3 separate regions of the Homo sapiens genome follow, and regions 2 and 3 are each linked to region 1. A link is a contact called in ENCODE Hi-C or POLR2A ChIA-PET data. All regions are on one chromosome and are shown on one strand. Each heading gives the region's core, a stretch centred on a gene start or an enhancer-like site at or near the end of the contact. The rest is flanking DNA. Distances are from core to core; before and after follow the strand shown.

The links. A loop is a pair of places that touch in the nucleus more often than their neighbours do. ChIA-PET counts read pairs that join two places held with the same protein, here RNA polymerase II (POLR2A). Pooled maps may share reads with other maps.
Region 2: a pooled map shows a loop between it and region 1 (4-fold over the local background). The contact joins the promoter of PPP1R9B here to the promoter of CALCOCO2 in region 1. A Hi-C loop is called at or near these places in 6 of 50 pooled maps. POLR2A ChIA-PET finds 5 or more read pairs at or near these places in 2 of 52 experiments (CD4-positive, alpha-beta T cell and RWPE1).
Region 3: a loop to region 1 is called in a map with no recorded cell type, with 8 times the contacts of the local background. The contact joins the promoter of KPNB1-DT here to the promoter of CALCOCO2 in region 1. A Hi-C loop is called at or near these places in 1 of 37 single-sample maps with no recorded cell type and 9 of 50 pooled maps. POLR2A ChIA-PET finds 5 or more read pairs at or near these places in 2 of 52 experiments (A673 and OCI-LY7).

What each region holds. Positions count from the first base shown.
Region 1 is chr17:48,829,394-48,833,155 of GRCh38, forward strand. It overlaps CALCOCO2 (calcium binding and coiled-coil domain 2), which reads left to right and starts at 1,642. Exons shown (of 13, transcript NM_005831.5): 1 at 1,642-1,685. RefSeq lists an enhancer at 1,646-2,527 and a silencer at 1,898-2,057.
Region 2 is chr17:50,148,799-50,152,560 of GRCh38, forward strand. PPP1R9B (protein phosphatase 1 regulatory subunit 9B) reads right to left here and starts at 1,879. Exons shown (of 10, transcript NM_032595.5): 1 at 345-1,879. The coding sequence starts at 1,715. LOC124904025 (a long non-coding RNA gene) reads left to right here. Exons shown (of 3, transcript XR_007065841.1): 1 at 1-29. RefSeq lists silencers at 261-380, 1,231-1,340, 1,990-2,079, 2,150-2,239 and an enhancer at 2,250-2,544.
Region 3 is chr17:47,647,455-47,651,216 of GRCh38, forward strand. It overlaps KPNB1-DT (KPNB1 divergent transcript), which reads right to left and starts at 1,974. Exons shown (of 4, transcript NR_171700.1): 1 at 1,942-1,974. It overlaps KPNB1 (karyopherin subunit beta 1), which reads left to right and starts at 2,465. Exons shown (of 22, transcript NM_002265.6): 1 at 2,465-2,830; 2 at 2,932-2,990. The coding sequence starts at 2,791. RefSeq lists an enhancer at 620-1,465 and silencers at 1,866-2,135, 2,146-2,195, 2,206-2,385, 2,816-2,885, 2,996-3,135 and 1 more.

The DNA of each region.
Region 1 (3,762 bases), core at 392-2,891:
AAAAAAGGAATGCTCATTCCCCTGCCTGAGATGGCACAGAAAAATTTCTTTCCACATTTAAACAGTGGAAGAAGGGGCACTTCCAAATTTAATCTTTCATAGACAGCATATACAGCATTTAACATCTTCTGGATGTTAAAGAAAAAAATATTCTGAAACTTGTTAAAATGGCAAGGAAGAATTTATTCAGGACCAAAGGGGAGATTATGCTGCACTCTGAATACAATAATGACAAGTGGGATTTATAGCCAACAAGCAGAGTGAGGGGTCACTGCATGGAAAATTACTAAAAGGAGATTCTTGTTAAACCAACTTAACAGGACTCTTGTTGAAGGCAGGCCAGGGTTATTAGATATTAAGGATGGGGGATTTTCTTTAAATTGACTTAGCAGAATTCTTTTCTTACTGAGTTTATTCTTTTTTTTTTTTTTTTTTTTTTTTTTTGAGACAGGGTCTCGCTCTGTCTCCCAGACTGGAGTGCAGTGGTGTGATCATGGCTTATGGCAGCCTCCACCTCCCAGGCTCAAGTGATCCTACCACCTCAGCCTCCTGAGTAGCTGGGACTACAGGGGCCCACCGCCACACCCGGCTAATTTTTTTATTTTTTGTGGAGACAGGGTCTCCCTATCTTGTCCAGGATGATCTGAAATTTCTGGGCTCAAGAGATCTCCCACCTCGGCCACCCAAAATGTTGGGATTACAGGCGTGAGCTACTGTGCCTGGCCATGAGTTTATTCTCTTTTTTCTTTTTGAGACGGAGTTCAAGGCCAGCCTGGCCAACATGGTGAAACCCCGTCTCTACTAAAAATACAAAAAAATGAGCCGGGCATGGTGGCGGGTGCCTGTAATCCCAGCTACTGGGGAGGCTGAGGCACGAGAATAGCTTGAACTCAGGAGGCAGAGGTTGCACTGAGCCGAGATCGCCCCGCTGCACACCAGCCTGGGCAACAGAGTGAGACCTTGTCTCAAAAAAAATAAAGACTCTTCGTGAAGTAGTGTTAAGTGGACCCAGGAGAAAAATGAAGATGACCTCTTAATGGCCCTTCAAATGTATAAAGCTTTCTCATTCAGGGAAGAAAGACATAAAGATGTAGCCCAGGCGCGATGACTCAGGTCTGTAATCCCAACACTTTGGGAGGCCGAGGCAGCTGGACCTCTTGAGCCCAGGAGTTCAAGACCAGCCTAGGCAACATGGCAAAACCCCATCTCTACTAAAAATACAAAAATTAGCCTGGCGTGGTGGCGGGCGCCGTATGGGCACCGTGGTTGTCCCAGCTACTCAGGAGGCTGAAGTGGGAGGATCACCTGAGCCCGGGAGGTCGGGGCTGCAGTAAGCCGTGTTCGCACCATGGCACTCTAGCCTGGACGACAGAAAAAGAAAAAAGAAATAAAGGTATAAAAGAAAAAAAAGAAAAGTAAACAGCTTCTTCCAGGGGATGAAGTAGGTTTATTTCGGTGAGATTGCTGCTCAGGACTTAGGAGAGCCATCAAAGGCAGAAGACCGCTCCTGGGGCCCGGTCACCTGAACACTACAAGTCCCAGCAAGCGCCGCGCGGGGGCGGGGCTTGCTGACCGTTGTGACGTGTGGGCGGGGCAGGCGGGACGGGCTCTCCCTTGGGTGCTTAGCCCCGCCCCCGTCCCACTCTGCCCTGTTGCTGTCGCGCCGCTGCTGGTTGCTGTCCCTGGTGAGTGCCTCAAGTGGAAAGGGGCAGTTAGGCCCTCGGGGTGCCCACATTCAGACTTGCAGTCCTGAGAAGGGGCCACGGGGGTAGAGGTGTGGCAAGTTTCGGTTCTCACCGCAGTTCACCCTCTGGGGTGATAGTGGGAGTGGTGTTCTGAAGGCCCTGGAGCCCCTCCCGCGGCCCGGGAGGGTTGCGGGGCAGTTTTGTCTTGCGGAGGGCAGCGCTGCAGTGCTGTGTGGCAGGGTGGGAGGCTCCTCGGGAAGAAGTGACACCCCTGGCGGCGGCGAGGGTCTTGAGGCGGCGGCTGCCGCCCCACGGGTCGTGGCGTCCCGTCCCCTCCCGCGGGCCCAGGCTGTGGTGGTTCCGTAATCCCTCGCCTGGATGTCATCGCCGTTGGCTTCGAGGCGGAGGTGGAGCCTTGTTGCGTCACCCTGAGCAAGTTACTTTCTTTTTGGGCCTCAGTGTCCCCCTTTACGAGTAGGTTTGATCCCTGAAGCGCCTTGCCTTTTGCATGCTGCAGCTGTCGGAGAAGACGTTCTAGGCAGGAGGAAAGACGGTGTCGTGACCTGCCTCTACAGTTAATCCATTGCCCCTCCACCACTGACCCAGCTTAGTTTGGGAGCTAATGTTCCCACTCGTATATTATTTCAACCCCACTGGACGTGTTAACTCTTTTCTATCACTTGGATTCTTGCTTCACATGCAAGCCAACAAGTGACCATGGTTGGAGCTGAGTAAAATATGGATAATATAACTTATTCTATTATTGGAAACACCATTGCAAGTAAAGGACTTTATGTGGTAGGTCTTTGTAGCTTGTGGAGAATACATGATTAAGGAATATCCAGATGGCTCAGTTTCCCAGGTATTTTCAAGGGACCTGGAAACTCTATCCTTTGGCAGACATGACAGCTGTGGAATGGAAAGGGCCTTGAAAAAGGTAGTCGATAATCCTGAGTTACCTGGCACTAACAGGTCATATTGTCTTTCGAGTCAGATAGTACATCTGTGGCTCTTTAAAAATTTAATTTGGCTGACTAGGCGCGGTGGCTCACGCCTGTAATCTCAGCACTTTGGGAGGCCCAGGCGGGCAGAATCACCTGAGGTCAGGAGTTCAAGACCAGCTTGGCAAACATAGCAAAACGCTGTCTTTACTAAAAATACAAAAATTAGTGGAGCGTGGTGGCGGGCGCCTGTAATCCCAGCTACTTGGGAGGCTGAGGCAGGAGAATCGCTTGGACCCAGACAGCGGAGGGTGCGGTGAGCCGAGATGGCGCCACTGCACTCCAGCCTGGGCAACAGAGTGAGACTCCGTCTCAAAAAACAAACAAACAAAAATTTAATTTGGCAGTATGTATTGATAGAATGTCATGTATCCTTAATTATTTTTAGATGAAAAGAGAGTTAAATGAACTCTTTCACTTCTTTTTTCCTTCACTTAGGATCATCATTATATCAGGCAAGGTCCTTGAAGATTTTCTAGCCTTAGCCATGCATTTTGCTGATGAGGAAACAGGCCAGAAAAGGGTACTGTGACTTGGCCAAGCTCTCAGAGTGGCAGAACTAAGATAGGAACCCAGCTCCCTTGGCTGTTAGCCTAGTCCCCTTTCCACCACACTTCAAACACTGTCACTGCCCATGTCACAGGGACATGGCATGTTAGAATCACCCCTGTCAAGGGAAAAGTGGATGGTCTCAGTAAAATGGAGATTAGTACACAGCTTTGAGCCTTTCAGAGTTTCCAGTTGCCCGCACCTGATGTCCCAGAACTATTTTTTCCATCTTCCCCTAGAACTGGCGCCAGCACTATGGTGGTGTGGATGTGAGATGAGGGCCTGTTTAGAAAAAGCTGGACAGCAAATTCAAACAATTGTTAATGAGTAGTAATAAAGGCCTCCTGGGGTGTAAAATTTTTGTAAGACACTCTGAAACATTTTCATATTTTAGGTAAGGGTCTAGAATTAACTTGGAAATTTTGGGCTAGAGCAAATGGCTCGATAATTTGAAGACCAGTGATTGTGTCTTTGCTTTTGCTACCTGTTTCAGGGCCATCTACACACACCCATAGTATCCACTGCTG
Region 2 (3,762 bases), core at 629-3,128, 1.3 Mb after region 1:
TGGCAGCCTCTGGAGGAAGGAATGTCCGGGTGAGGAAGGGAAAGCAGGTGTCCCAGGACCCGCGTGGGGCAGGGCGGGTTCCGCGGAGCGGCGGGGCGGGGCAGCAGGCGGAGGAACCTGAGGGCAGGTCGGGGCAGGCCACCCCCCTCGCACACCTGAAAATCCCTCTCTGACAAACAGCTGGAACTCCCCCACGCCCCCCTGAGGGTGGGAACTTCTGGGAAGGGGGCTGGGTGGCAGGGGCTGACTCAGCCTGCCAAACCCGGCTGGCTGGCTGGCGAGCGGGGGCGGCCGCGTGCACGTGGCAGGGGCGGCGCGGGGGCAGGGCGGGGGGGCTCACTTACTTGGATGGGCGCCGTGCTGAAATGGATCTTCCGGCTCGGGGCTGGGTCCTCCTCCTCCGACAGCCCCGGGATCTCCACGCACCCCGACTCGGGCTCGTAGGGGGGCTCCCCATCCTCCTCGTCGTCTTCGTCGTCCTCCTCCAGGGCACTGCCCGCAGAGTCCTCCCCGAGCCCACTGTAGGCGCTCACGTCCACCAAGTCCGCCTCCGAGAAGTCCTCCTTCTTGGATTCATCTACCTCCTCAGGGGCCACGTCCGGGGCCCGGCCATTGCCCACCCCCCTCTCTGGCGGCGCTACCGCCGCCGCCTCCTTCTCCGGGGCCGCTTGGGCCTTTGGCTCCTCGGGCGCGGGGCTGGCTGCAGTTGCCACGGTGCTGCCATTCTCCAGGGCCGCGTGGACCGTAACCTCGGCCTGGATCACCTCCCCGGGCGCCGACTCGGCCTCCGACTCCCCGCTCTCCTCCACCTCCACCGGCTTAATCTTGCGCACCTCCCGGGGCTTGGGGGGCGGCCGGGCAGGGGCCACTCGGTGCTGCGGGGGCTGCTGCCCTGCGGGGCATCGCTCTTTCTCGGCCGGGGCATCCCCCGACGGGGCGGGCGGCGGCGGCGGCGGGGGCTGGAACACCCGGGACCGCTTGCTGACCAGCTTCGAGTTGACCTGGGGAACCCCTGCGGCCCTGGGGAGCCCGGGCCCGCGGTGGAGGCCGGTCCTCGAGTCGGCCTTCTCGAAGACGGCGCTGAGCTGGCTGACCGTGGGGGACACGGCGTCAGCGTCCAGCTTGTCCAGCGCCTCGGTGCTGCCGTTGAAGCGCACCACGACGTCCAGCTTCCGGTCCTGCAGGCCGGCGCGCTCCTGCCTCAGCAGCCGCCGCGCCGCGGCCTCCTTGTCGCCGCCTGCGGCCGCTGGGGCGCTCCGTTCGAACAGCTTCCGCGTCTCCTGCAGCCGGGACGGCGGGTGCGGCGGCGGCGCAGGCTGCGCGGAGGGCGCGGGCTTGGAGTCGAAGCGGCTCACGCGCTCCGACACGCTGGTGCCCAGCTTCAGCAGGGCGCTGTGGTCCACGTTCTCGTTCAGGCTGCTGGCCCGCGGCAGCGACAGGCGCACGCCGCGCTCGGACGCCCGTGGGGCCTCGGCCAGGCCCGCGCCGCCGCCCGCCTCGCCCGAGGGCCCCGCCGTCGTGCCCATCTGCAGGAACATACTTTTGATGCGGTGGACGTTGGAGCCATATTTCTTGTGGTGGGCCCCCTTGGGTGCCTCGTCGGGCCCGGGCGCGTCGGGCGGCTTCAGCGCCTGGATGCCCGCCTCGTAGGCGCTGCGGTGCGGGGAGGCGCTCCGGAGGGGACCCCCGGGCCCCCGTGGCTCCGTCTTCATCATGGTGGGGGGAGCCGGGTTCGCATGCCCCTGCTCCCCGCTCCCCCGCTTCAACAGGCGGCTGGCCAAGTCGGGACCACCGCCCCCTCCCCCCGATAAAAGAAACCCCGAAGGCCTTTTTTAGGGTCCCCCCAAAACCAAGCTGCCAAAAACAGTTAATCCCGCTTTAAAAAAAAAAATGAAAAAAAAAAAATCTCCAAGCGCCCTGTGTGTGGGTCGCCTCCCCCAATCAAGCTGCCGAAGACAGCCAGCCCCGCTTCAAAAGCCCGAGCGGCCTGGTACGGTCGCCCCCACCCAAATTAGCAAAGCGGCGTCTGGGGCCGGTGGGAGCGCGCGCCCTGCCCGCGAAGCAGCCGCGGTGTCGCCGGCTCACATCGTCCGAGACGGTGTCAGCGGGGCTGGCAGCCCGGGCGTCCCCCAGTCCGGCCGGAGGCCTCGGCTCTCGGGGGGCCCGGCACCCCAACGCCCATGGCTGCTCCGCCGGCCCGGGCCGCTCCGCCGCCGCGCCTCCCTCCCTCCCTCCCTCCCCCCCGTGCCCCGAGCCTCGGTCTTTCTCTGGCTTTGCCCGAGCGGCGGCTGCCGGAGACCGAGCGGCTGCCCTTCTCGCAGCCGCCGCTGGGGGACTGGCACCTCTGGGTCCTAAAGGGATCGGATTTCCGGGGCCGGAGCCTGTGAGCCCTCCCCTTCCCCTCCACCCGAACGGATCCCCTCCCCTCCCCAGCCCTCGCGGAGAGCCTTCCGCTGCCCCCGGACGTTGGCCAGCACTCTTCAACCTGCTTCCATCACAACTTCTGACTGCGGTCACAACCCACAGAACCGCACCTCCATGAAATATTGGGGGGAGGCAGTACATCCACGATGGTCTCAGTGTGAGGGGAGGGGGTTTGTAGGGAGGGGCAGAGGTTCATTCTTCAGTGTCCTCGGAGCTAGCTCTTCGGTGTGCTTCAAGCCTTTAGCATCAGAATCGCTGGGCACTTGGTAAAAATGCAGATTTCTGGGATCTCTCTCGAACCTTGTGAAGGAGAATCTCCGAGGCTGAACCCAGGAATCTGCATTTTAACACTTCACTACAGGCAATCTTTGGCCCCCTTGGAGGTGTGAAACCTTGGTCCAGCGCTGGTGACCTTTCGATGGTGGGGGAGGGGTGGTGAAGAAAGGAGGTGAACCCCGTCATCCAAGTAGCAGGGGATCACCAAAACTGCCGAAGTCTGGAAAGGATGTCCTGTCGCCTGTCTGCTGTGCACCCGTCTTCAGGCCCCTACCCTGGCACTCCTGCCTCTCAAACCGGAAGGAAGGGTTTGGGAGCAGGAATTCGAGAGGCCTGGGGCCAAAGTTTCGCCAGTGAGAGCTCTAACTTGGGTCTCTGATTTAAAGGATCCTGGCCACTGTGTTCCGGTTGGGGTGGGGGGGTGGGGAGGGTGACAGTGACTTACACATCCCCTGTCCTGGCAACCCAGAAAGCTGTTTGATGCCCTCTGCACCCCCCGCATACACAGCTAGGGTGCTGGCGCTGCCTGGGCCCTGGGTGTGAGAGTCCGCCCTCTGGACAGGTCCAGGTGAGCTGGTTCATTCCACACATCCCAGAAACTGGTGAACACAATGGGCCCTAGGACCCAGAGAACAACTCAGGCACAAAGCCTCCCCCCACTCCCAGCTGCTTCCTGCATCTCAGGCCTTTCTGCGGCCTCTGCCTCCTCCCCCGCCCTCTTCCCCTCCATCCTCTTCCTCCTTTTCCTAATCTCCCACTCTCTCCCCCCTGGCCTGGAAGGGCTGGCAAAGGGAGCCCTCCTACCACTCCACTGCAGGGGTGTGTGTGGGTTTTGTGGGATATTAACGCGTTACCATGTGCAAAAGAGCTTAGAGTACAGCGTGGGGGATGGGGTGTGGGGAAGCCGCCTGGGAACCCTGGATATTGGGATCGGGAGGGGCCAGGAACCGCAGGACTGATCCTGAGGCTGGTGCTAAGGAAGAGGGAAGATCTAGGTTGTGAGCTAGAGCCGGAAGTGAACCCAGACCTCACACTTTCCAAATGCCACCTGCATCTTTGCCC
Region 3 (3,762 bases), core at 724-3,223, 1.2 Mb before region 1:
TGTTGGCCAAGCTGGTCTCTAACTCCGGACCTCAGTTGATCTGCCCACCTCAGCCTCCCAAAGTGCTGGGATTAAAGGCGTGACCCACCACGCCCTGGCCCAATCTTCACTGATTTATAACAAAGTTACACACACAGGGCAGTTCTTCCACAGTTAATAGATGAAGCAAAAGGCTGGGGTTAGCTGCTAAGCCATGGGAAATCCACTAGTCACAGTATGGTGTGAGGAATGGTGTCCCTACATTTCTAGCTTCAAAACTGCAAAGATATCTCTAGCAGAGAAAGACCATTTCTTCCTCTTTTAACAAAGAGTTGGCCAATCTTTCCTAATTCTTTGTGAAACCTTTCAACAAAGTCAGACTTCCTCCTAGGTTTTCCCAGTGTGGCTACTGCAGGGCAATTACCTCACAAGCTCAAGTCATATGGTAAAAAGCTCTATGAACCAGCTACATCCAATTACCCCTACATCATTACTGTGAAAATGAAACAATTCAAGAAATTCTTTGTTACCATTTATTTTTTCTTTTTTTGAGAGTCTTAACTGTCGCCCAGGCTGAAGTGCAGTGGTGAAGTCTTGGCTCACTGCAACCTCTGCCTCCCGGGTTCAAGAGATTCTGTCTCAGCCTCCTGAGGAGCTGAGATTATAGGCGTGCGCCACCACGCTCGGCTAGGTTTTTTTTTTTTTTTTGTATTTTTAGTAGAGACAGGGTTTCACCATGTTGGCCAGACTGGTCTTGAACTCCTGACCTCAAGTGATCCGCCCGCCTCGGCCTCCCAAAGTGCTGGGATTACAGGCATGAGCCACCGCGCCCGGCCCTATTATTACACTTTTCCTTTATCATTTTAAAAATCTTCATTTTTTTTAAAAGAGACAGGATCTCGCTAAGTTGTCCAGGTTAGTCTTGAACCCCTGGGCTCAAGCGATCCTCCCAAAGTCCTGGGATTGCAGGCCTGAGCCACATACTGTATGCACATTTTTTTTCTTTTCTTTGAGATGGAGTCTCGCTCTGTCGCCAGGCTGGACTGCAGTGGCGCGATATCGGCTCACTGCAACCTCTGCGTCCAGGGTTCAAGCGATTCTCCTGCCTCAGCCTCAGGAATAGCTTGGACTTCAGGTACGCGCCACCACACCGGGCTAATTTTTTATATTTTAGTAGAGACGGGGTTTCACCATGTTGGCCAGGATGGTCTCGATCTCTTGACTCGTCATCCGCCCCCCTCGGCCTCCCAAAGTGCTGGGATTACAGGCGCGAGCCACAGCGCCCGGCCCACGTTTTCTTTATATGCATTTTGCTAAGAAAAGGCATTCATGAGTTTCTTCCGGGGTTGAGAACTGAAACAGGTTAAGAACCACAATCCTTTATTCCTGTACACACATTCTTTCTGGTTCGAGGTTGGGCCTTTACAGGGTACTTTTGGAGGGTGAAACATTTCCATCCTGTCAAGTACCTGGTAGCTATGGATGGGGGGTCTAAGAGGAGGAATCCCTTAGCTCACCCCTAAGCAAGTCAGATTTATCACAGCACAGGTCTCAAGCCCCATATAAGCAGGCTTAGGGGACTCCTTGGAGAGGAAGCTGCTTGTAGGGACAAGGGCCGTCAGGAGAGCTTGAGCTTATCAAGCCACTAACCAGCTGTGTGACCTTGGACAAGTTCCAGACCCTCTCTGGGCTCCTGAACCCATTCCTTACCAAGCCATTAACCAGCTGTGTGACCTTGGACAAGTTCCATACCCTCTCTGGGCTTCAGTTTCCACATCTACACATTGGCAGTGGAGCCACATGGCCTTACGGATCCCTCCCAGCCGAAAGCAGGGTACCAAGCCGACCTAGCCATTAAAGCAGCTTCCTGTGGGCGCGGCGCAGGACTTCAACAGTCCCCCCTCCCCCGCTCAGGCCCGCGAAAACCTCGCGCAACACGCCCCTCGGAGCGACGGCGCTTACCCAACCGCAGCCCCAGCGCTCGAACCCAGCTCCGCCTCTTCCCGGGGGCGTCCCATCGTGCCCCGCGCCGGGCTCCTAGGGTTGCCGGGCACCTCCCGCCTTCCCGCGCCCCGACCCCGAACTCCTCTCCTTAGTTCTCCCGGGCACCCTATCCTATCAACGCCTACTATCCCAGCCAATCGCGCAGGATCCGAGTCGTGCCTCCGGTCCACCCTCCTCCCAGCGCTCAGCCGGTCTGAGCTCAAGGCCTTTACCAAGCCCACCCAATCAACGGCGGGCTCTCTCCTACCCCATCCCAATCTCCCTCCCCTCGGCCAATCCGCGCGCTCCATTCCGCTGCCCGCCCAGCCAACCCGGGCCTTGAAACCAGCAGGCGAATGGGCGCGAGACGGCCCTTCGACGCTGAGCGCCTGGCCAGTTAGGGATTCCGCGTGGCCAGGACAACGGCCAATCGTCGTGGAGCGCGGCGCCTCCGCGGAGAGGTCCGGTCCGAATATCCCTCCGCCTTCCTCCCTCCCTCGCTCCCTCCCTGCGCGCCGCCTCTCACTCACAGCCTCCCTTCCTTCTTTCTCCCTCCGCCTCCCGAGCACCAGCGCGCTCTGAGCTGCCCCCAGGGTCCCTCCCCCGCCGCCAGCAGCCCATTTGGAGGGAGGAAGTAAGGGAAGAGGAGAGGAAGGGGAGCCGGACCGACTACCCAGACAGAGCCGGTGAATGGGTTTGTGGTGACCCCCGCCCCCCACCCCACCCTCCCTTCCCACCCGACCCCCAACCCCCATCCCCAGTTCGAGCCGCCGCCCGAAAGGCCGGGCCGTCGTCTTAGGAGGAGTCGCCGCCGCCGCCACCTCCGCCATGGAGCTGATCACCATTCTCGAGAAGACCGTGTCTCCCGGTAGGACGCAGGAGCCGGGGGTAGGGCTGAGGTGATTGGGGTGGGGGAGGGGAGGCCCGGCCCCTCTGACCCCGCTCCGTCTCCCACTTTCCTCCCCCTAGATCGGCTGGAGCTGGAAGCGGCGCAGAAGTTCCTGGAGCGTGCGGCCGTGGAGAACCTGGTGCGTGCTACCCCGCCGCGCCCATCCCGCCGCGTCCCCATCCCCTGCGTGCGGGGCCTTCCCGCCCTCCCGGAGGCCCAGGCCTCGGGAACCTACCCCGCCCCATCCCGTCCCCCTCCCCCCTCCCCCTCCCCCCCCAACCCGGTCCAACCTAACCCCGCCATCGGGAAGCCGGTGGGTGTGTCCCGCCCCGGGCCTCGCGACTGGCCAATGGCTTGGCGCGCCGAGCTGCCTGCCGCCCAATCGTTGCGCGGCCTGAGGGCGGCGGTGCAGCGGGAGGGAGAAAGAGGGAGGGAAGGGAAGTTAGGTTGCGCGGCGCTGCGTGTTCAGCAGGGGTGGGGGCGGGGGAGTCGGGCCTAGGGGCCATGTGGAAGCTCCGGGCCCGGCCGCCCGCCCTGTCTGACCCCGGCCGGCTTCTCCTTCCTATCCCGTGGCCCCTGTGGCTCTCCCCACCTATTTCCTAGAGCTCTGCCCTTTCCTAGCTACCTTGGTCTGTACTCATGGCCAGGCCTGGCACCCGACTGCCTCTTAACCCATTTCCACTGATATTTTTCCCTCTTTGCTCGGTTATTCCTCTCTTGGGGTTTTTTCTTTTTCTTTCTTTCTTTTTTTTTTTTCTTCTGACCTGGATGAATAGAGACCTAATCACTAGGGATCTGCACCCAGAAAACAGACTGAGGCTCATCTTTGAGATGGGGCCTGTTTGCTGATGAAATCACAGGGGAAAGTTCCTCGTTTTTCATATTTTAAAATTTAAGGGGTCCGGAGAAAA